Linked DNA regions of Homo sapiens: region 1 is linked to region 2. The links are chromatin loops, found by intact Hi-C in ENCODE. Cell type or tissue: PC-9. All regions are shown on one strand. Each heading gives the region's core, and the rest is flanking DNA. Links, peaks and the distances in the headings are about the cores only.

The links. A loop is a pair of places that touch in the nucleus more often than their neighbours do. Peaks named below come from ENCODE experiments on the same cell type or tissue, not always from the same donor. Only the 100,000 strongest peaks of a DNase experiment are listed, where the experiment ranks them.
Region 1: it touches region 2 in a loop (18-fold over the local background); 4 of 110 quality-filtered maps call a loop at or near these places.

Annotation. Positions count from the first base shown.
Region 1 is chr2:232,848,323-232,859,489 of GRCh38, forward strand. GIGYF2 (GRB10 interacting GYF protein 2) reads left to right here. Exons shown (of 29, transcript NM_001103146.3): 28 at 1,940-2,087; 29 at 8,471-11,167. The coding sequence ends at 8,538. Among named protein-coding and RNA genes, the nearest start is that of SNORC, 16 kb to the right of the region's middle. In PC-9, for the core only: a CTCF peak has its summit at 5,038; DNase peaks (open chromatin) are centred at 5,363, 5,969 and 8,449; H3K4me3 peaks cover 349 bases; H3K27ac peaks cover 5,223 bases.
Region 2 is chr2:233,700,173-233,711,339 of GRCh38, forward strand. The region is part of intron 1 of UGT1A8 (UDP glucuronosyltransferase family 1 member A8); the gene reads left to right. All of the region lies in intron 1 of UGT1A10 (UDP glucuronosyltransferase family 1 member A10), which reads left to right. All of the region lies in intron 1 of UGT1A9 (UDP glucuronosyltransferase family 1 member A9), which reads left to right. All of the region lies in intron 1 of UGT1A7 (UDP glucuronosyltransferase family 1 member A7), which reads left to right. It also overlaps UGT1A6 and UGT1A. Among named protein-coding and RNA genes, the nearest start is that of UGT1A5, 7.2 kb to the right of the region's middle. In PC-9, for the core only: no CTCF peak of the experiment used is centred there; DNase peaks (open chromatin) are centred at 5,969 and 6,739; H3K4me3 peaks cover 2,842 bases; H3K27ac peaks cover 7,503 bases.

The DNA of each region.
Region 1 (11,167 bases), core at 2,013-10,012, 850 kb before region 2:
TTCAGCACTATAGTTGAGGGCCACTTTACACAGCGAAATCTGGTGGCTCATGTCCGTAATCCCAGCACTTTGGGAGGCCGAGACAGGTGGATCATGAGGTCAGGAGTTCAAAACCAGCTTGGCCAACATGGTGAAATACCGTCTCTACGAAAAATACAAAGATTAGCCAGGCATGGTGGTGTGCTCCTATAGTCCCAGCTACTCGGGAGGCTGAGGCAGGAAATTGCTTGAACCTGGGAGGCAGAGGTTGCAGTGAGCCAAGATCACACCACTGCACTCCAGCCTGGGTGACAGAGTGAGACTGCCTCAAAAAACAAACAAACAAAAAGTGAAATCATTAACAAAAAGCACAAAAATTTGGAAAACATGGCACTAAATAGACCACAAAAAGGGCACTTGTTGGCAGTATTGAGAACTGTAACAAGAAGGCATTGTTTCCTTGTTCTACCTTAACTGGGAATATATGCCTTTAGCATCTCATGTTTTTTGCTCTGAGTATGTGTATTTCTAGAATGACCATAAAAGCACTACAAGTATTCATTTTGGGGTTACAAATACATTTTAACAAGTAGGTGAATTCACAAATATGGAATCTGTGAGAATCAATTCTACAAGTTTTCTGAAAGACAAGATGGCAAGGCTCATGGAAGGGCTTAAAGATATTCATATCCTTTACTCCTGTAATTGTTATTCTAGAGATAATCAGTATTCATTATGGGTCACTTACGATGAGGATGTGGAAGATACAGAGAAGTACAAGGCATTTAACATCCAACTGGGTAATGGGCTAACAGGCATAAATTGAAGGAAAAGTGAAAGATGTAAACACTGAAACACTAGGAAAAACAAATTTTTTTTTTGGGAGGAAGTGTCACTCTGTTGCCCAAGCTGGAGTGCAGTAGCGCGATCTCAGCTCACTGCAACCTCCAACTCCCGGGTTCAAGCAATTCTCCTTCCTCAGACTCCCGAGTAGCTGGGACTACAGGCACGCACCACCATGCCTGGCTAATTTTTCCTAGTTTTAGTAGAGACGGGGTTTAACTATGTTGGCCAGGCTGGTCTTGAACTCCCGACCTCATGATCCGCCCTCCTCAGCCTCCCAAAGTGCTGGGATTACAGGCATGGGCTACCACGCCCGGCCCTAGGAAAAATATTTTAAGGAGAAGGCATCATACAGCAATATAGAAGGCTCTTTGCATTTGTGAAATGGCTTCTCTGTGGGCTAAAACAGGAAGATGGAAGCCCAGTAAGCACGTGCACCCATGGGCGCACGCATACACACATGCTCACACCAGGCTTGTCCTTCCACAGAGCTTTTTCCACTTCTCCCCCACTACTACCACCTGTGCCTTCAACTGGCTCATTGGCTAATAAGAGCCACAAGTAGGCGTGAAGGGCTAGTAGGCAATTTCATAGTGTAACCAGTTGGTAGAAAGTATACAGACAGTATTTTTGGGCCAGATCGTTTCTGGGATTGCTGATAGGAATAAGGTACACGACTTTAACTTTGTTTGGTAATATGCCACCCCTGTCCTCTCTGTCCTGGGGCCCAGGGAACAAAGAGACTTTCTGCTCTTGGTTAGGTGAGAGGTGCAGTGGTCTGCTCATGATTATTTGCAGTATTCATTTCCTAGCATTTGATACAGACTCTGTATGTACCAGAGAAGTTCTGCCGTCACAGCAGGGTGGAAACCCAGAGTTAACCAGGACAGGCTTTGTGGAGGCACTGAGCCCTGAGTGGGATGTCTTGGTCTAAATAGAGGAAAATGGTGGCTCAGTGGCCGCTCTTGATTTTATTATTAGAACATGTGATGAAAAGCTTTTTGTTTTTCTGCTTTTAAGCTCATTCTTGATAAGGTGAGGACAAACCAAACATTTTCCTAGGGTGAGCCAAGTCTGAATCTGCTGTGTAATCTCAGTCATGCTGCTTATTTCACAGGACTCTGTGTGGGGGATGAACCACAGTACACTCCATTCAGTATTTCAGACCAATCAAAGCAACAACCAACAATCCAATTTTGAGGCTGTGCAGAGTGGCAAGAAGAAGAAAAAGCAGAAGATGGTCCGAGCAGATCCCAGTTTATTAGGTGAGCACGGTCCTAGTCTCAGCTGAGTGTTGGAGGAGTGCAGGTGATACCAGTTATCCTGTGTGAGTTTCCATTGAGCATTGTTTTTCAAGAAGGGAAATATTTCTTTTTATCAATAACTAATGTTTTAACTGGTTCAAAATAAGTAGCCAGTATTTACTGGGCGTCTCAGTGCAGGACCTGTGCCTCATGTAATAACAACTTATATTGTATGGTGCTTTAAAGTATTGTTTGGTGCTTTAAAGTATTGTTTGATATTTAATATGAATTTCCCTGGAGGATCCTGAGTAATTTAGTTGGAAAATGATGCTAATAATGAACGATACTAAAAGTATGTTAAAAACTTAAATGCTTATTTGTATTGAAAGCAGACCATTAATCCGATCAGGTGTTCCAAGAAGAGAACCAGTATATGTTCATAATCACTCTATGTATCATATAATTCTCAGAATTACTTTGCATTATGAGGTGACATACCAGTTTCACCAATAATGAGTAGACCAAGGCACAGAGATTGAGAACATTTCCCAGTGTTACATAGCTTTCTGCTATGGGATGCTGGGATTTCAAGGCAGGCCTGTTTTCTTTCCACCCTTCTGTGTTACCCACGGCTATTTTTATCTAGCATTATGGACCATGCAAGGCAGGCTGGGCACGGTGGCTCACTTTGGGAAGCTGAGGTAGGTGGGTCACTTGAGGCCAGGAGTTTGAGACCAGCTGGGGTAACGTAGCGAGACCATATCTCTAAAAAAAATTTTAAAAACAGGCATGGTGGTGCCCACCTATAGTCCCAGCTACTTGGGAGAATGAGGCAGGGGGATTCCTTGACCAGGAGTTGAAGGCTGCAGTGAGCTGTGATCATGCCACTGCACTCTAGCTTCTCTGAAAAGGTGACATCTGAATTTGGGCTTTGAAAGAATGGCAGAAAGGATGGGGAATATTGTTTCAGGAATAACAAACAGTATAGGCTGCCCATGTTTTTTGCAACAGTGATGAAACTAACATTTTTTTTTTCTTTTTCTTTTTCTTTGAGATGGAGTCTCACTCTTGCTCAGGCTGGAGTGCAGTGGCGTGATCTCAGCTCACTGCAACCTCTGCCTCCCGGGTTCAAGCGATTCTCTTGCCTCAGCCTCCTGAGTAGCTGAGACTACAGGCACATGCCGCCACACCTGGCTAATTTTTGTATTTTTAGTAGAGAGGGGTTTTTGCCATGTTGGCCAGGCTGGTCTTGAACTCCTGACTTCAGGTGATCTTCTTGCCTTGGCCTCCCAAAGTGCTGGGATTACAGGTGTGAACCGCCACGCCCGGCCCTAAAATTATTTTCTATTTGTGAATGTAAAATTAGTGGCTATAAAACCATGTTGTCTGCAATAGAATACATTCGCAAGGATGGAAGTTCCGGTTGTTGTCCTGTCAGGAGGGCAGAACAGTGAGGAGGCTGCAGTATAGACTAGGTAAAAGATACCAGTGACTTGGAATAGGGTTTTGGTAGTGGGGATGAAAAGGAGTTAGATGGATTTCAGAAATGTAGGGGATAGAATTAACTGGACAAGAAGAGTGGAAAGGTCTCAGGCTTGGGGACCAGGATGGATGGATGGTGTTGCCATTTGCTGTGAAATGATAAGCAGTGGAACATGGCACAGGCTGAGGGGAATTGAGTGTTGACTGGGTTGAGTTTGAAATGTCTGTGGGACATCATGAAGAGCGTGAGACCCCGCACAGTGAGAGGCAGGTGGTAACCTTACTGTACCCTTGGTAGGATTCTCTCTTTCCCTCAGAGCCTTCCAGCCCTGGTGAAAACAACATGACAGTAAAACCTAACTTTTAGGACTGTCCTTTAGAATTGGTGCCTGAAGCCAGACGCGGTGACTCACGCCTGTAATCCCAGATCTTTGGGAGGCTGAGGCGGGTGGATCGCTTGAGGTCAGGAGTTGGAGACCAGCCTGGCCAACATGGTGAAACCTCGTCTCTAGTAAAAATACAAAATTAGCTGGGCGTGGTGGTGGGTGCCTATAATCCCAGCTACTCGGGAAGCTGAGGCAGGAGAATCACTTGAGCAGCCTAGGAGGCGGAGGTTGCAGTGAGCTGAGATCACGCCACTGCACTCCAGCCTGTGCGACAGAGTGAGACTCCGTCTCAAAAAAATAATAATTTAAAATAATAATGTTTAAAATATTATTTAAAAATAATAATAACAAAGAATTGGTGCCTGAAAGCTGGGTTTGGGAACTTGTAGATCTGGTGCAATTCTGTTTTCCTCTGCTTGTCTCAAAAGTTGATAAGGATGGATGGAGCAGCCTGAAATTTTTTCCAATTTGGATGAAATTGGTGAATAGATTTTAAAACATTCCTTAAATTCTAACTGTGGGTTCTAGCTAAGAAGCTTTGGGACTTGAGGATAGGCTGTTAGGGAAAAGGTTGCTCTGAAAATGAGGTCAGACCGTTTGGACTTAAATATTCCCTTGGATCTCATCTTCTATTTATAGATCTAAGAAAGGAAGGGACTTTAAAAACCTCACTATAAGGGTGTGGGAGATAGGTCATCCTAGGAGTAGAGTTTAAGGAATCCATATACCTTGAAGGGGAAGAAAAACAAACGTTGAACAAAGTATTGAGGATACTCACTGAGGTTATGAAAATTACTGCTCACCTAAACCTCACTCTGGAAATTCCTCTCATAATTGCTCATTTTTGTCCTATACTTATTTCATTTTCATTTATTACTTTTTAATTTACATATTTCATATAATTTGTATACTGAGAAAAAATTAATAACTATCCATTAGCTACACATTCCCCATGCATAAAATGGGAAAATGGGAAGTCTTCGTTGAAAAAGCAGTCACTGATGGAAAGAGAATTTTGCTTCTAAAACAAACCAGCAGAGGGGGCCACAGCCTCATTTTAATTATCAATATTCTCCAGTATCTCCTATCTTCAGTAGGCTTCCTCCACCTCCCGGGTTCAAGTGATTTCCCCTGCCTCAGCCTCCCGAGTGCTGGGACTACAGGTGCGTGCCACCACGCCAGCTACTTTTTGTATTTTAGTAGAGATGGGGTTTCACCATGTTGGCCCGGATGGTCTTGATCTCCTGACCTCGTGATCTGCCCGCCTTGGCCTGCCAAAGTGCTGGGATTATAAGGGTGAGCCACCGTGCCCGGCTGGCTTCCTCTTTTTTTAGAGCTCTTCAGGTGGTCATTGTGAATCAGCAACCTGCACTCAGATGTGATAAACACACAATACAGTTTCTCCCCAGACTTTCCTTGTAAGAACAACCTCACAAATCTTAAAGAACTCATGTGAGTGAGACTATGCTCTGAACCTCACAGAATGTCATCTTTAGAGCCAGGCATAGTGGATTGAATCCGTGTTTGTGTTGCCTTGGGTTTCACAGTACCCAGAACTTTCCCTTACATCAAATGGCTGAATTTGATAAAGAATGGCATTCAGCCAAAGGATGAATGCATACCTTGCTGGTTTTTTAAATGACAGTTAAATGAGAATATGTCTGTTTGCTAAAAGCCTAGACTGATAATTAACATATTAATCAACTTTTTTTGGCCACAGACTTTTCCCTTCCTGTCTTTGCATGAGTAAAATTAATTTAGCTTTTAAATTACACTTCCACTTCTTTTGCATATAGTTCATTATTGCCTTTTATCACATTTTATCTGTTCTTAAGATACACGTGAAGTCAATGAAAAATCTGCCTCAGAATAAAGTAGTATTTTATTTCATAGACTGGCCTTTAGGTTCTTGTACTTGCCTAATTAACTGTTACTTTAAAAACATAAACATTAGGGTCAGGCACGGTGACTCATGACTGTAATCCCAGCACTTTGGGAGGCCAGCGTGGGCGGATTGCTTGAATCCAGGAGTTGGGGACCAGCCTGGGCTACATGCCAAAACCTTGTCTCTACAAAAATTACAAGAATTACTTGGGTGTGGTGGCACCCGCTTATAGTCCCAGCTACTGGGGAGGCTGAGGTGGGAGGATCGCTTCAGCCTGGGAGGTGGAAGTTGCAGTGAGCCAAGATCACACCACTGCACTCCAGCCTGGGCGACAGAGTGAGACCTTGTCTTTAAAAATACATATATATGTATATATATATAAACACTAAGGCTGTCACTATTTTCAAGGGGGAAGAAAAAGACTTGTGGGTTATTGGAACACAGTTGATGGGGTCAAACTCAGGATGGGGTTTGGAATCCTAGCCTCTCCCTATATTTGGTCTTGTAAGCAGTTGGTACCACAGCTTTTTTGGTTAATAAATAGGCATGTTTATTTTTTTGAATCATGATATTTTTGAGTCAGTTAATTAAGGTATTTTATGTAAGGCATTTTTGTTTATTACTGTTACATTTCAAATGTGTATTTATTTGAAAACTTGAACATGAAAAAACAAGAGGCTGCAGAAAACCCAGCTAATATTAACAGAACTGCTTTTAGAATAAGGACATTGCCTGTTTACTTTTTGGTATTCAAATAACTAAAACAGTTTGGGATTTTATTCAAGGTAGAAGAACTGGAACATTTTTGGGGAGTCACTCAGTTTAAAGAGGCATTGTTCATCATTTTTATCAACCTCCAATTATAGAAGTTTTGGAAAAATTACATACATGTGACCATTGGGCATTCGGCATTAGGTTTTCTTTTTTTCTTTTTCTTTCTTTTTTTTTTTTTTTTTTTTTTTTGAGACAAGGTCTCACTCTGTTGCCCAGGCTGGAGTGCAGTGATGTTATCTCAGCTCACTAAAATCTCTGCCTCCTGGGTTCAAGCAATTCTTGTGCCTCAGCTTCCCGAGTAGCTGGGATTACAGGCGTGCAGCGCCACGCCCAGCTAATGTTTTGTATTTTGAGTAGCGACAGGTTTTTGCCATGTTGGCCAGTCTGGTCTCTAACTCCTGGCCTCAAGTAATCCACCCACCTCGGCCTCCAGTGTGCCCAGCCAGCATTAGGTTTTCAGCTGTCAGTTGTGTTTGTGAGTACTGCTTATTGCCTTCAATGGGTATGCTAGTACTGCTTTTTCTAAGCCAAATTCCCTTTTGGTTAATCAAACATTGCTAACTGAAATCTTTTCCTTTGCAGATATATTTACAGTAGATCGAGTTAGAGTACTTTAATCTTCTTGCTCTGTCTACTGTGGGAAAGAGAATATGCGAGGACTCTAAGGATCTTAATAGTGTGTCTTCCATGGAGCCTCTTACCCTGAGTATCAAAAGCTCTGGGCCAGAACTTTCATAAAGTTTTTGACTGGTGGGAAGAAGTATTCCCATTAAAGTGGGTTGAGGTTTAAAGGGGTATTAATCCCACTCAGATTTCAAAGTTATGTGGTCAAGTAGTTACAAAGAACTTAGTGTATACAACCCTCCATGGTAACCCCCCTGCCCACCCCCATCTCTTTTAAGGTAGACCTCCTGCATGAACTTTCCTCCAGGGCCAGCCCAGCCTGTCCTTGATACACACTCACATCCCATTCTTTTCTCTGATTCTCTGAAGCAGTGGTTTGCAGGGGGTTTTTTTGTTTTGTTTTTTTTTTGAGACAGAGTCTCGCTCTGTCACCCAGGCTGGAGTGCAGTGGCGCGATCTCGGCTCACTGCAAGCTCCTTCGACCAGGTTCAAGCAATTCTTCTGCCTCAGCCTCCCGAGTAGCTGGGACTACAGGTGCCCACCACCACACCTAGCTAATGTTTTTTTGTATTTTTAGTAGAGACGAGGTTTCACTATGTTAGCCAGGATGGTCTCGATATCCTGACCTCATGATCCGCCTGCCTTGGCCTCCCAAAGTGCTGAGATTAAGGCATGAGCCACCACACCCGGCCTGCAGTTCTTTTTAATTGGTGATGCTATTTTGTTTTATTTTCCTTCCTAATTAGGTTATATCAGAACCTTAAGAAAATAAAAAATCTCTCTCATTGGAAGAACAGAAAGCTACTGCTGTGACCTTTATCTTTGTCTCCCTGTAATACTTCTATGGTATGCTCAAAAACAAAAGACTGGCCAGGCACGTTGGCTGACGCCTGTAATCCCAGCAATTTGGGAGGCCGAGGCGGGCGGATCATTTGAGGTCAGGAGTTCAAGACCAGACTGGCCAACATGGTGAAACCCTATCTCTACTAAAAATACAAAAAAAATGAGACGGGCATGGTGGCATGTGTCTGTAATCCAGCTACTTGGGAGTCTACGGCATGAGAATCTCTTGAACCCAGGAGGTGGAGCTTGCTGTGAGCCGAGATCACGCCACTGCACTCCAGCCTGGGTGACAGAGTGAAACCCTGTCTCACAAACAAACAAACACAGACTTACATTCCAGCTCACCGCCTAGAATTTGAGCCGCTTGGTTGCCTGGGTGTGGTCACTCATAGCCAGTTTTTTTTCTGCAGGATTTTCAGTCAATGCATCATCGGAGCGACTCAACATGGGTGAAATCGAGACGTTGGATGACTACTGAGCACCTGCCAGTGGACTGGCCATCCCTCTCCTGTCTGCCGACTATGGAGTCTCCACCTTTGGACACAACACTTACTCACCATTTACTCTTTATCACTCTGCAACAAATCACAGAACCGATCATCTCAGGCTTTTTCTTCTGGCCCTTTGTGTCCAAGATTCTTTAATCCATTTTTGTTGGTGAACATCTCAGACTATAGATAAGTGGACTGGACCCTGTGTCTTGGGGGTGGCAGTTGGGATTACTCCCCAACAAGGCTGATTTTAGGCAGCATGTGTTCACTGTGCTGTGATTTCATCTACTGTCTCCCAGAAAGTGTGTTGGGATCGGCCATTAGCAGCTTGCTTTCTCTTGTCACTTTTTTTCTTCTATTTTGTTTTTTCTTCTTCTTTTTCCCCCCATCAGGGCAAATGGTCTAACTGGTGCAATCATGAAGAGAGTTAATGGTTAACAGACATTGGCCAATAACAAAACACCCCATGGACTGTGACTCGAGTATCCAACAGGCAGTCAGAGCTCTCCCGGTCTGAAAGTTGCATTGCCACTGCTAACTTTGGGATTGCATCAGAGAGGCCCTGAGTGGGGTTGAGATGAGGTTGGTTTGGTTTGATGTTACACACTCCTCACCTGTTCTTTCTGAGTGTCCTTTCTCTGAAAGGATTTATGTTTTTCTTCGTTAGATAGTGACTTCTGAGCAAGCTGATCTCCCCTGGCATGCTCCAACCTGATTGGACAAAGGAAGCTCTATGGCCTGGGAGAGAGACTATTCTTAATTTTTCTTTCTTACAAAAACTGATTTTTCCCATAAATATTTTTACTTCAGAGGACTAGGACCATTTTGTTTTGGGCCCTTCTGCTGAAAATTTGTCTCGTTTAAGAGGCAGCTAGAATCTTTACCATATGTATGAATTTGTATAATTTCATTTTTGGATAGGGATAAACTTTTGCTTCTGATAAAAGCCTGGAATTTCATCTGGTCCTCAGAGCATTGCGTGTGTGTCTTGCTGTAGCCCGGAAAAGGTTTTGTGTAAAGATTCTGGGATGGCAAGTTGTTTGCCTTTTCTGAAAAGAGAACATACAGAACCTGTCCATCTTTAAGACCTTCATCCATGGAATCTACTATACAGGAGGATGCAGTGGGCTGGAGGGGATGGGCGAAAATGGGAGCAGGAAGCCTGGCCTGGCTTCTGGTCATGGCCTCCTAAAACCTTAAACTTCAAGTAGAAATGTACTCAAGCCCTATTTATAAACAAATACTTTTCCTGCCTCCACCAAACCCCTACAGAACATCACCTGGAATTGCCACTCACACTGGGTTGGAGTCATTGGGCAGCTGTGCCTGTGCGAGAGGTGCTGTGGTCTGGGCAGCCCCTGGAAAAGCACCTTTGCTGCCTGTCATTGTTGCCTGAAGAAGGCTGGAGTTGCTCTGAGAGCAGTTTGGGTTTGGAGTATTATATTTGGCTTCTATTTTTATTATTTTGGATCACCATTCTCCCTATCCCTTCTTGCCTCCCTCCCTTCTAAACATGTGTAATAACTATACAGAGACTGCTACAAAATTGTATATAGTTTTTGGATCAAATAGCATGAGGGGAGAGGAAACCATTAAAAGTTGGGGCTCCTACTCTCCTTTGCTTTGTAAATTCAAAAGTTGGGGGTGGGTAAGAGGGATAGTTAAAATGTTTACAAAACTTTAGGCTCCCTCGGAACTTTTGCCAGTGTGGAGGAAAATAAAAAAGAACTTAAATAAAATCTGATTGTATTCTATCTGAGTGCACCTCTTGTACTCACCTTTATGGAGGCTGAGTTCTGCACTAAACTGTTCCTCTTGGTACCATGGAAAAGCTCCAAGCACCCAAGACATGGAGGCAGCCATGGCTTCTTTCTCTGCCAGACCACGTAGCACTGGCTGGTTCTGTATTTGAGAATGTAGAGGTCAAGGCAGATGTCGGTAAGTTTGACCAAATATCTTTTCTCTTTTTGACTCTCCCTTTCTGCTAACATGTGGATCAGCTCCTGCCCTCATACCGCAGACACACCCACTCTGAACACACCCCTCCAGAGCTTGCCCACACCTTCCCAACTAGACTCTGTGTGTGTATTCAGGAAAAATGAAAATAAATTTTTAAAAATTGGGAGTGGAATGGGCAGATTAGGGGGAACAAAGTCATTTTGGTCATGGAACATCCATTTGCTTAACCAAGGAGACTTGCTTCTATCTGAGGAATTTCCCACTTAGTAGAAAGAAACACTCTTCCCTGGGAATGTTTGTTTCTGTCTCTCTCAATGCTACTCTCTTTCATATTCTCATTTGCTCACCCTTTCACTTAGAGCCACCGTTTTCTCATCCCATTCTATGAACTTATTTCCAAATTCTCCTAACTATTCCTGAGTTTTGAAGTATTTGTTTTGTACCCTCTCTGCTTCCGGTTTTTTGTTTGGTTGGCTTTTTTGGAGATAGGGTCTTGTGATGTTGCCCACACTGGTCTCGAGCCCCTGGGCTCAAGTGATCCTCCCGCCTCAGCCTCCTAAATATCTAGGACTACAGGTGTGTGCCACCATGCCCAGCTCCAGTTTTGTTGGTTGATTTGTTTAAATTCAGAGATTTAAAAACATCCCAGACAAGACA
Region 2 (11,167 bases), core at 2,024-10,023:
TCAGGCTGAAATCTCAGCCTTTGTTGGCTGAGCTGTGGGTTCATTCTAGGCAACTCAGTAGAACAAAAGCCCCAAAATGCCAAGTCATTCTTAATAGGCACTTTTTAAAATACGTGACTTAGGCCAATGTCTACAATGCCTTTAAAATTCTGCCTCTCTTTCAAAACCCTGTGCTTATCTTTATGGCTGATTATCTGGGGCATTTCCAGGCATGTGGAACATTTTGGCAGCAGTGTTTCTGTTAATAGATAATTATCTAAAGAGTAGCTGAATGCTAGAATGATTCAGCTAAAAAAAGTATTCAACATGAGTACATAAAAGCCTAGAAACTTGACTGTCTAGTAATTTAGATAACTCTAGGAGAATGAGAATAAGGGGTTATAAAAATATAACTTTATTATGATGCAATTTATTATGATACAATTCACTCTTTTTTTGGGGGGGTTCCAGTAAGATTTAATGACTTTAAGTGTTTACATATTTCTACTTTTCAGCACAAATTCGTGATAATATATAAACTACACTTTGAATGTTTTTTTCTTTTTTTAAAAATTTTATTATTATTATACTTTAAGTTTTAGGGTACATGTGCACAACGTACAGGTTTGTTACATATGTATACATGTGCCATGTTGGTGTGCTGCACCCATTAACTCGTCATTTAGCATTAGGTATATCTCCTAATGCTATCCCTCCCTCCTCCCCCCACCCCACAACAGTCCCCGGTGTGTGACGTTCCTCTTCCTGTGTCTGTGTGTGATTGTTCAATTCCCACCTATGAGTGAGAACATGCGGTGTTTGATTTTTTGTCCTTGCGATAGTTTGCTGAGAATGATGGTTTCCAGTTTCATCCATGTCCCTACAAAGGACATGAACTCATAATTTTTTATGGCTGCATAGTATTCCATGGTGTATATGTGCCACATTTTCTTAATCCAGTCTATCATTGAGGGACATTTAGGTTGGTTCCAAGTCTTTGCTATTGTGAATAGTGCCGTTATAAACATACATGTGCATGTGTCTTTATAGCAGCATTATTTATAATCCTTTGGGTATATACCCAGTAATGAGATGGCTGGGTCAAATGGTATTTCTAGTTCTAGATCCTTGAGGAATCGCCACACTGTCTTCCACAATGGTTGAACTAGTTTACAGTCCCACCAACAGTGTAAAAGTTCTTAGAGATCTACAAAGAGACTTAGACTCCCACACAATAATAGTGGGAGACTTTAACACCCCACTGTCAACATTAGACAGATCAACGAGACAGAAAGTTAACAAGGATACCCAGGAATTGAACTCAGCTCTGCACCAAGCGGACCTAATAGACATCTACAGAACTCTCCACCCCAAATCAACAGAATATACATTCTTTTCAGCACCACACCACACCTACTCCAAAATTGACCACATAGTTGGAAGTAAAGCACTCCTCAGCAAACGTAAAAGAACAGAAATTATAGCAAACTGTCTCTCAGACCACAGTGCAATCAAACTAGAACTCAGAATTAAGAAAATCACTCAAAACCGCTCAACTACATGGAAACTGAACAACCTGCTCCTGAATAACTACTGGGTACATAACGAAATGAAGGCAGAAATAAAGGTGTTCTTTGAAATCAACGAGAACAAAGACACAACATACCAGAATCTCTGGGACACATTCAAAGCAGTGTGTAGAGGGAAATTTATAGCACTAAATGCCCACAAGAGAAAGCAGAAAAGATCTAAAATTGACACCCTAACATCACAATTAAAAGAACTAGAAAAGCAAGAGCAAACACATTCAAAAGCTAGTAAAAGGCAAGAAATAACTAAGATCAGAGCAGAACTGAAGGAAATAGAGACACAAAAAAAAACCCTTCAAAAAATTAACAATTCACTAATTTTAATGGTTTTTGGTATAGTCACAGATTTGTACAACCATCACCATAGTCAACCTTAGAACATTTTCAGTCACTCCCAAAGATACCTTATATCTATTATCAGTCACTCTTCTTTCTCTCCTTCCTCCAGCCCCTGGCAGCCATTAATCAACTTTCTGTCCTTATGAATTTGCCTATTTCTATGGATTCCATTCACAAAATACATGAATAGCTTTTTCCCTTTAGCATAAAGAGTTTTGTATATTGATCTTGTACTTCAACATTTCTGAACTTGTTTATTTGTTCTAATAGTTTTTTTTTAGTGGATTTCGTAGGATTTTCTACATTCCAGATCATGTTATCTACAAATAGAGATAGCGTTACTTCTTCCTTTCTAATAAGGATAACATTTATTTCTTTTGCTTATCTAATTGCCCTGGCTTGAACCTCTAGTACCGTGTTGAATAGAAGTGGAAAGAGGAGATTCTTATCTTGTTCCTGATCTTAGGTGGGGAAGTATTCAGTCTTTTAGCAGATTAGGTCTTAACTGGAGATTTTTTGAGTAGATGCCCCCCACATTATGAGATTGAGGAAATTTTCATCTATTCCTAGCTCGTTGAGTATTCTTATCATACCTGAGGTGTTTGGTTTTGTCAAATGCTTTTTCTGTGTCTATTGAAATGAACATGGTTTTCTTTTTGGTCCCCTATTCTAGTGATATGTGTTAATTGATTTGCAGGTGTAAACGAACCTTGTATTCCTAGAATAATCCCACTTGATTGTGTTGTATAATCCTTTTACATGTTACTGAATTTGGTTTGACAGCATTTTATTGAGGACTTTTGCATCATATCCATAAGAGATATTGGAAGTCTTATTTTCTTGCGGAGCCTTGGTCTGTGTTTGCTATCTGAATATTACTGGCCTTGTAGAAGAAACTGGGGAATGTTCTCTTCTATTTTTTGGGAACAGTCTGTCAAGAATTGGTATTCATTCTTTACATATTTGATAGAATTCACTAGTGAAGCTGTCTGGGCCTAGGCTTTTCTTGCAGGAGGTTTTAAAATTACTAATTTAATCTTTTTACCTGTTATGGCTTTATTTAGATTTTGTATTTCTTCTTGATTCAATTTCAGTAGTTTGTTTCTTTCTAGGAATTTGTCAATTTTATCTAAGTTATCTAATTCCTTGGCATAAAATGGCCCAGAGTGTTCCCTTATAATACTTTCTGTTTCTGTAAGGTTGGTAGTAACATTCCCTCTTTCATTTCATATTTTTAGCAATTTTGAGTCTTCTCTCTTTTTTCTTTGTTAATCTAACTTTAGGTTTATCAATTTTGTCTATATTTTCAAATAAACAATTTTGGTTTTGTTTATTTTTCTCTATTGCTTCTCTATTTCTATGTCGTTAATTTCCCCTCTATTCTTTATTATTTTCTGCCTTCTTGCTTTGTGTTTAGTTTAGCTTCCTGGTGGAGTGACACTTATCATTACACAATTTCCCACTTTATTGCTAGTAATATTTTTTGTTTTAAGGTCTATATTATCTTGCTTCATGATACTGTGTCATTAAAAAAGTCTATTTTATCTGATATTAGTATAACCAATCTGCATTTCTTTTGGTTGCTGTTTCATGATATATTTTTTTTCCACCATTTAACTTTGTAAAATTTAAGTTTTAAATATAAACTTTTTTTTGTTTTTAAATCTCAAATGTATCTTCTGCAGACAAGATATTATTAGTCCTTGTTTTTAATGCAGTCTGATAATCTCTGTCTTTTAATTGAGTTGTTTAATCCATTCACATTTAATACTATTATTGATGTAGATGGAATTATGTCTACCATCATTTTTTTCTTTTCTTTTTTTTTTGAGACAAAATCTCATTCTGTTACCCAGACTGGAGTGCAGTGGTGTGATCTTGGCCCACTGCAACCTCCGCCTCCTGGGTTCAAGCAGTTCTCCCACCTCAGCCGCCCGAGCAGCTGGAACTACAGGTGTGCACCAACATGCCTGGCTAATTTTTGTATTTTTTATAGAGACAGAGTTTTGCCATGTTGGTCAGTCTGGTCTCAAACTCCTTACCTCAAGTGATCCACCCGCCTCAGCCTTTCAAAGTACTGGGATTACAGGTGTGAGCCACTGTGCCTGGCCCCATTTTACTTTTTATGCTCTATATCTCTCATGTATTTATTTGTTCCTCTGTTCTGCCTTTATTGCTTTTTTTTTTTTTTTGCATTGAGTGAATATTTTCTAGTGCAACATGTAAAATCCTTTAATGTTTTTCTTTCCACTATTTAAAAAGTTGTGTTCTGAGCGGTTGTTCTAGGGCTTAGCACATCGATTTTAACTTACCAGTATCTACTTCAGATTTATACCAACTTAATTCCAGTTAAATATTGAAATGTCATTCCTATATAGCTCTATTTCCTTTCTCCCCTTTTTATGATATTATTGTTATACGTGGTACATCTATATATGTTACAAACTAAACAATACATGGTGATAATATTACTTTATATAAATACACATGCTTTCAAGAATCAGAGAGAAGAAAGAAGAGCAAGTATGTATTTATAGAGTTTGTTATATTAACCTTTTTGCTTATCATTTTTGGTTCTTTTCCTTTGTTCTTATGGATCTGAGTTACCTTATGGTATCATTTCTTAGCCCAATTTGCCTTTGCTCCCAACTGCCTCCCTTGTGCTATTATTGTCAAATATATTACGCTTCCATATGTTATAGTCCCAACAATATAATTATATATATGTATATTGCTTTTTAGGATTGCTTTTAAAATCAGTTAAGAGAATAGGGCCGGGCACGGTGGCTCACTCCTGTAATCCCAGCACTTTGGAAGGCTGAGGCAGGTGGATCACCTGAGACCAGCCTAGATCAAGACCAGCCTGGCCAACATGGTGAAACCCCATCTCTACTTAAAATACAGAAATTAGCCGGGTATGGTGGCAGGCGCCTGTAATCCCAGCTACTCGGGAGGCTGAGGCAGGAGAATTGCTTGAACCCGGGAGGCGGAGGTTGCAGAGAGCCAAGATCGTGCCATTGCACGCCAGCCTGGGGGACAAGAGCGAGACTTCGTCTGAAAAAAAAAAAAAGAGAGAGAGAGAGAGAATAAAGGGGAAGTATGCATTGGTACTGCCTTTTATAACTACATGATTACTATTATCAGTGCTTTTTTTCTGTATGAATTCAGATTATTCTATGGGGTCACTTGCTTTCAACCTGAAGAACTTCCTTTAGTATTTCTTGTAAGTTGAGTTTTTCAGCAACACATTCTCTCAATTTTTGTCTTATTACATGGGGTTTTGCTTTTATTTTGTTTGTGCCTTTAAAATGATACTCATCAGAGACTTGTCTTCAGAGGTGGCTCATAACTTATCCTTCAGAATTGCACATATTTTTTAGCAGACACACATGAGGCAAATTTAATGATAATAAATACCTTTTTAAGAATCAGGGTGGGGAGATTACCTTCAGCTGTGAAGAGCAGCTGGTGATATTGCTTGTGGCAAGGGATAGAAATGGTTTATGGATCTGGGAAAGGCTCTGAAGAGAGAAGAAACTGAGTTGACAGTTCTAGGAAGTTGAAGGTCTTCTCATAAATTATAGTTGTGAGATAATATTCACAACGACTGGTATAAAAATTCACCAGTATATTGTTATCTTTTAATACCCTGAGCAGGTAGGTCGGTAACAGATCAGCTGCATACTTTGAGTGTCTTAGTGCAAAATGCCCCTTGTTCAAAAATTATTAAGAATTTCAGGCCGAGCACAGTGGCTGGAGCTGAAGTGGGAAGCTGAGGCAGGCAGATCACTTGAGGCCAGGAGTTCAAGACTGCCCTGGCCAAAATAGTGAAACTCCTTCTCTACTAAAAAGACAAAAAATTAGCTGGGTGTGGAGGTGCATGCCTGTGGTTCCGGCTACTCAGGAGGCTGAGGTGTGAGAATCACTTGCACTTGGACCTGGGAGGCAGAGGTTGCAGTGAGCCGAGATCACGCCACTGCATGCCAGCCTGGGTGACAGAGCTAGATTCTGTCTTAAAAAAAAACCAAGAATTTCAGGACACTGACAGCAAAGTATTAAACAAAGCATGAGAACCTTCTAAATGTGGAATGTGGTGTGTCTGCCCAGGCTGCTCCTCCACAAAGCTGGCCCAGGCAGGGGCAAATGTGCAGCTGGGAGAGTGAGAGAACCAGGGCAGCTGGATTGCCCAACCTCAGGGGTGGGGCCCAGTGCCAGGTACTATGTAGATAGTGCCTTTTGGAACTATTCAAGCTGGTGACCCTGAAAAAACATTCTTCCAATTTAGGCCATTGTACAAAAGCAGAGGCCAAGTACATTTACCACTCAAACTTCACGTGGTCTTTCAGCCACAGACTTGGTCAAAGCAAATGACCATTGAGGTTTCACCATAGGCTGGGTACATGAGGGTGTCCAGGCTGGTGTGATGCTGAGGATTTTACAGCGGCTTAGAAACACAGCTTTTTTTCTAGGTGTTTCTCAAACCTTAGGGTAAGAGTGGAGATGGGAGGTGGACCTAAGTATGTGATAAGAAGACTAGAGAAATGAGTGTTTCTACTGTGTCTGTGCCCCATCACTGTAGGTCTGATTTCTACTCCCCACCCCACTCCTTCTTGTCACTGAAAAGTCATGGAATTCTGGAATCTCAGGGTTGACAGTGACTGTGAAGCAGAGTGCCGTACACTGGTATCCATCTCTGGGAGAGAAATACCATGCACCAATTAGGTTGGGTTGCCAATCCCAGGGCAGGACTCTAAACACCTCAGCAGTCTTTACTAAGATTCCTAGACCTGGCACTTCCCAGCTCTGGTTGGAGGCATTTTACAATCCTAGCTGCCAGAGTATGAGTCTGGTGAGATGGAATGCTTGTGCAAGTCAGGCAAAGAAACTTGATTCTTCACAGATAGGCAGTAAGAATCAACAGGAACCTAGGATCCATGGTCAGCCAGCCCCCAAGGTAGAGGAAGCTGCTCAGGTGGACAGAGTCCCATCTGCATGTGCTCCACTTTGCATGGCAGCTGAGGGACCCCCAAAATACTCTGCATTAGGCTTTCTATCCCGGAGGTCACTGCAGTTTATCAGCACCCAGACATCCATCCTGGGTGCCTGCCCTCCGTTCTATTCCCTTTCCATCTTTTCTCTGACTTTTGTGATGATTATTTCTCTTGTGTTTTTCTTCATCAGCATTTATTTTAAGTTCCAGGGCACACATGCAGGATGTGCAGGTTTGTTACATAGCTAAACATGTGCCATGGTGGTTTGCTGCCCAGATCAACCCATCACCTAGGTATTAAGCTCAGCATCCATGAGCTATTCTTTTTGATGTTCTCTCTCCCTCGACTATTTCTTTGCTTTTCTTTACAATTTTGCCACCTAAATTTGCATCTGTAAATAATACAGATGATTTTACCTGTTTCGGTACTTAACATAAATAGAATTTTACTGTTTTTCTTTGTCTTGCCTTTTTTTTTTTTTTGGTTCAACCTTATGTTTGAGAGATTCATGATGTGTGTTTTTACAAGTTGTAGTTTGTGGATTGTCAGTACTGAATATATCCCATTGTATGAATACACCACAATTTTATTTATCCATTCTACTGTTGATGGGCTTTGGGTTGTATCTAGCTTTTCACTACTGTGAACAATGTTACAACGAACATTCTTTTACATTCTGAAACACATGTGAGTGGGTTTTTAGAGTATATACCTAGGGGTGGAGCTGCTGCGTTGGAGGGCGTGCATATCATTAATTTAATAAGATGTAACTATTTTTCAGAGTGGTTGTACATATCCCTGATTGCTAAGGCATTAGTTATGTACATGACTGATTATATTGAGGGTTTTAAAATATACTTATCAGTCATTTGGATTTCCTCTTTTGCCCATTCAAGTCTATTGCCCACTGGGTTGTCTACTCGAATTATGTATGCATTCTGGATACTAGTTCTTTGGCAGTTATAGATATTGCAAATATCTTCCCCCACTCTGCATCTTGCTTTTTACTTTTATTCAAACGAATTAGAATAAACATCTTAGTATATGACTCACTGTGCTCCTGTGTGGGAGTTTCCACAGGGGAGTTGCCGGAAAATGGACTTACTGTGTCGTGCACATTTTAAATGTCATTAGGCATTAACAATTTATTCTTCCCTTAGCAATGTATAAGTGTACACTTTCCTTCATATCCTTGCCACATGTATTATCATCAAATGCTTTCAGTTTTTGACAATCCAATAGGTAAAAAATATCTCAAGGTTATTTGAATTTTCATTTCCCTTATTAATTCTTCATTTAAACGTCTTTTGTGTGTGTGTGTTTACTTTCATCAAGTTGTTTCACCAGTGAAGATAAGAACTGGTATTTACCTTCTGCATTTAATAGAATTGATGCAACTGGCTGAGCGTGGTGGCTCATGCTTATAATCCCAGCACTTTGCGGGGCCGAAGCAGGAGGATAGCTTGAGCCCAGGAGTTTGAGACCAGCCTAGGCAGCATAGTGAGATTCCTTCACTACAGAAAGTAAAAACCTAGCTGGACATGGTAGCGTGTGCCTGTAGACCTAACTACTCGGAAGGCTGAGGTGGGAGGATTATTTGAGCCCAGGAGTTCAAGGTTCCAGTGAGCTATGTTTGCATCATTGCACCTCAGCCTGGGCAACAGAGCAAGACCCTGACCAACTCCCCACCCCCCCCCAAATCAATGCAACCTGTGATCACTTTATTTGGGCAACTTCCCCAAATTCTTGACTCAGTGAATTTGTTGCAGGGCTTTTCTTTTTTAATCTCTTTTATTGGTTCACATACTAGAACAATCTCAGGGGCTATCTGGTTAGGTATTGCTTGCTACAGAGCCAAACTATGTCACCAGAACCCATTTATATGTTTCCATTTCTTGTCTCTGTTTCCTCGGCCGTGGCATCCTTCTCAGTGTCATAATACCCAAGCAGCAGGGGCTTCAGCCTGAGTTCTTTTCCCAGGATTCCTAGTTAAAGTTCTTCTGCCTCATTGGCTCTAATGAAGTCACATGCCCATCTCTGAACTAATCATGGTGGCCAAGGGGATGAGACGTGCTGATTGGTTGAGGCCTAGGTCACATGTTCTATCCTGAGCTGGGAGTGGATCCTCACCAGAAGTACATTTGAGAGTTTGGGGGAGGGGTGGCCGCTGGGATGAGATAGGAAATAACTTGTCCACGCTGTGAATTACCCTTCAATTAATGATATTTTCTATTTAGATGTCAGATTTTTTGTTACTAGTTTGTCATATAAACCTATTACTATATAGATTTTTCTGTGTCCTAATCTAAATTTCTTTTAATAATCTATGGGTGAACACTCAATAAGAATGTCCTCCAGAAAGGATGACCTGCCGACTTTTAAAGCAATCATTTTGGGGCTTATAAGTATTTAGTATTTGAAGTCTCTGCCTCTTGCTCTCTTTTAGGAATTCTTTTTCCTACTGTGATATATGTAAGTACTTATAAATTTAAACTTAAAATTCAAAAAATATACCAGGATGTGAAAGAAACATTATTAAATATAGGTGTTTTGCTGTGAGTGTTTCTTGGAATAGGTAGGGCTTTGTATAGTAGGTTTTGGTCTTTTGGTCAGCTTGGGAAAATTTTGTTCTTTTTTAATTGAATGATATGTTTTCAATTGATACTACTAAAATAAACATTATTGGAGTATTATTTACATGCAATAAAGTGCACCGTTTTAATGATACATTTCTGAGTTGTAATGATTTTATTTAGCTGTGCAGCCATCACCACATTCAAGACACGGAGCACTCCATTACCCAGTAACTTCCCTTCTGTCCTATCTCAGTCACCTAATACCTCCCCTCACCTTAGGCAACCCTGGATGGTTTCTGTTGCTGGATAACAGAATTGTCTTTTCTAGAGTTTCATCTGAATGGAATCATACAATTATGAATGAAAAACACACAGGTATACTGTTTTGTGTCTGGCCTCTTTGGCTCGGCATAATGTCTCTTCAGATCCTTTCACATTGTTGCATGTATCAATATTTCATTCGTTTCTATTTCCGAGTAGCATTTCATTGTATAGATATATCATCATTTGCTTATGCATTTATTTATTGATGGACATGTGGATAGTTTCCAGTTGTTGGCTATTATGAATAAAGCTGCTATGACTATTCGAGTACGAGTGTTTCTGAGATTTCATTTTTCTTGGGTAAATACTTAAAAGTGGGATTGTTGGGTTGCATGGTAGGTGTATGTATGACTTCATAAGAAACAGTCGAACTGTTTCCAAAGCAGTTATACAATTTTACATTCCTAACAGCAACGCATTAGAGTTCTGGCTGCTCTGTATTTGTGCTAAGACTTGCTATTTTTAGTCTTTTACATTTTAGCCATCCTAATGGGTGTGTAGTAGAATTTCATTGGGTTTGAATTTGCATTCCTCTTATGACTGATGATAATCTTTTCATGTGCTTATTGATCATATGCCTGTTTTCTTTTAAAAGGTGCCCTTTCAAAATCTTCCGCACACCTTTATTGGTTTGTTTGTCTTCTTATATTTGAGTAGTGAGTTCTTTACATATTCTGGATACAAGTGCTATGTCAGATAGTTGTGTTTCTGTTTACTTCTGGTGTGTGGTGTCCTTTGTTTCATTTTTTAAAAAACAACGTCTTTCAAGGAGCAAAAGTTGCAAGTTTTGATTAAGTCAATTTTAGCAAACGTTTTGTGTTTTGTACCCCTCGTGCCCTATCTAAGGAATCTTTGTCTACCAAAAGGTGGGAGGATTTGTTTCTATGTTTTTTAAAAAAGTTAAACAGTTTAAGTTTGTAGGTTTGGGTGGAAAGAGGTCTTTAGACCACTTAGTCTTTGTTTAGGTCTTTGTTTATGTCTCTGAGATTGGCAGAGGGGAATATACAATCATTCAGATCAGGCTATTGGATGCCTTTTTCTATCTCTGAATTTTTCTGGGGTGACCTCACTGACACCCATGGCTTCAATCACCACTTATGCTGATGGCTCCAAGTCTATCTGTGCAGCCCAGACCCCTCCTCATCTCCAGACCCTGGAAGCTGATGCCTTGGGCTGCTCCTCCTATTTCCTGGGCACCAGGAATATGAGCTACTCCCTCCCCACAGTCCTGCTCTCCCCAGTGCTCCCATGTCGCTGAAGGCACCACCATCTTCCAAGATACATGGGCCTCCCCAGGGTCTAGGAGTCCTAGACGTGGGAGTAGAAATTAGATGACATTGGTGTCTAAACAAAACACCACTGCATGGAG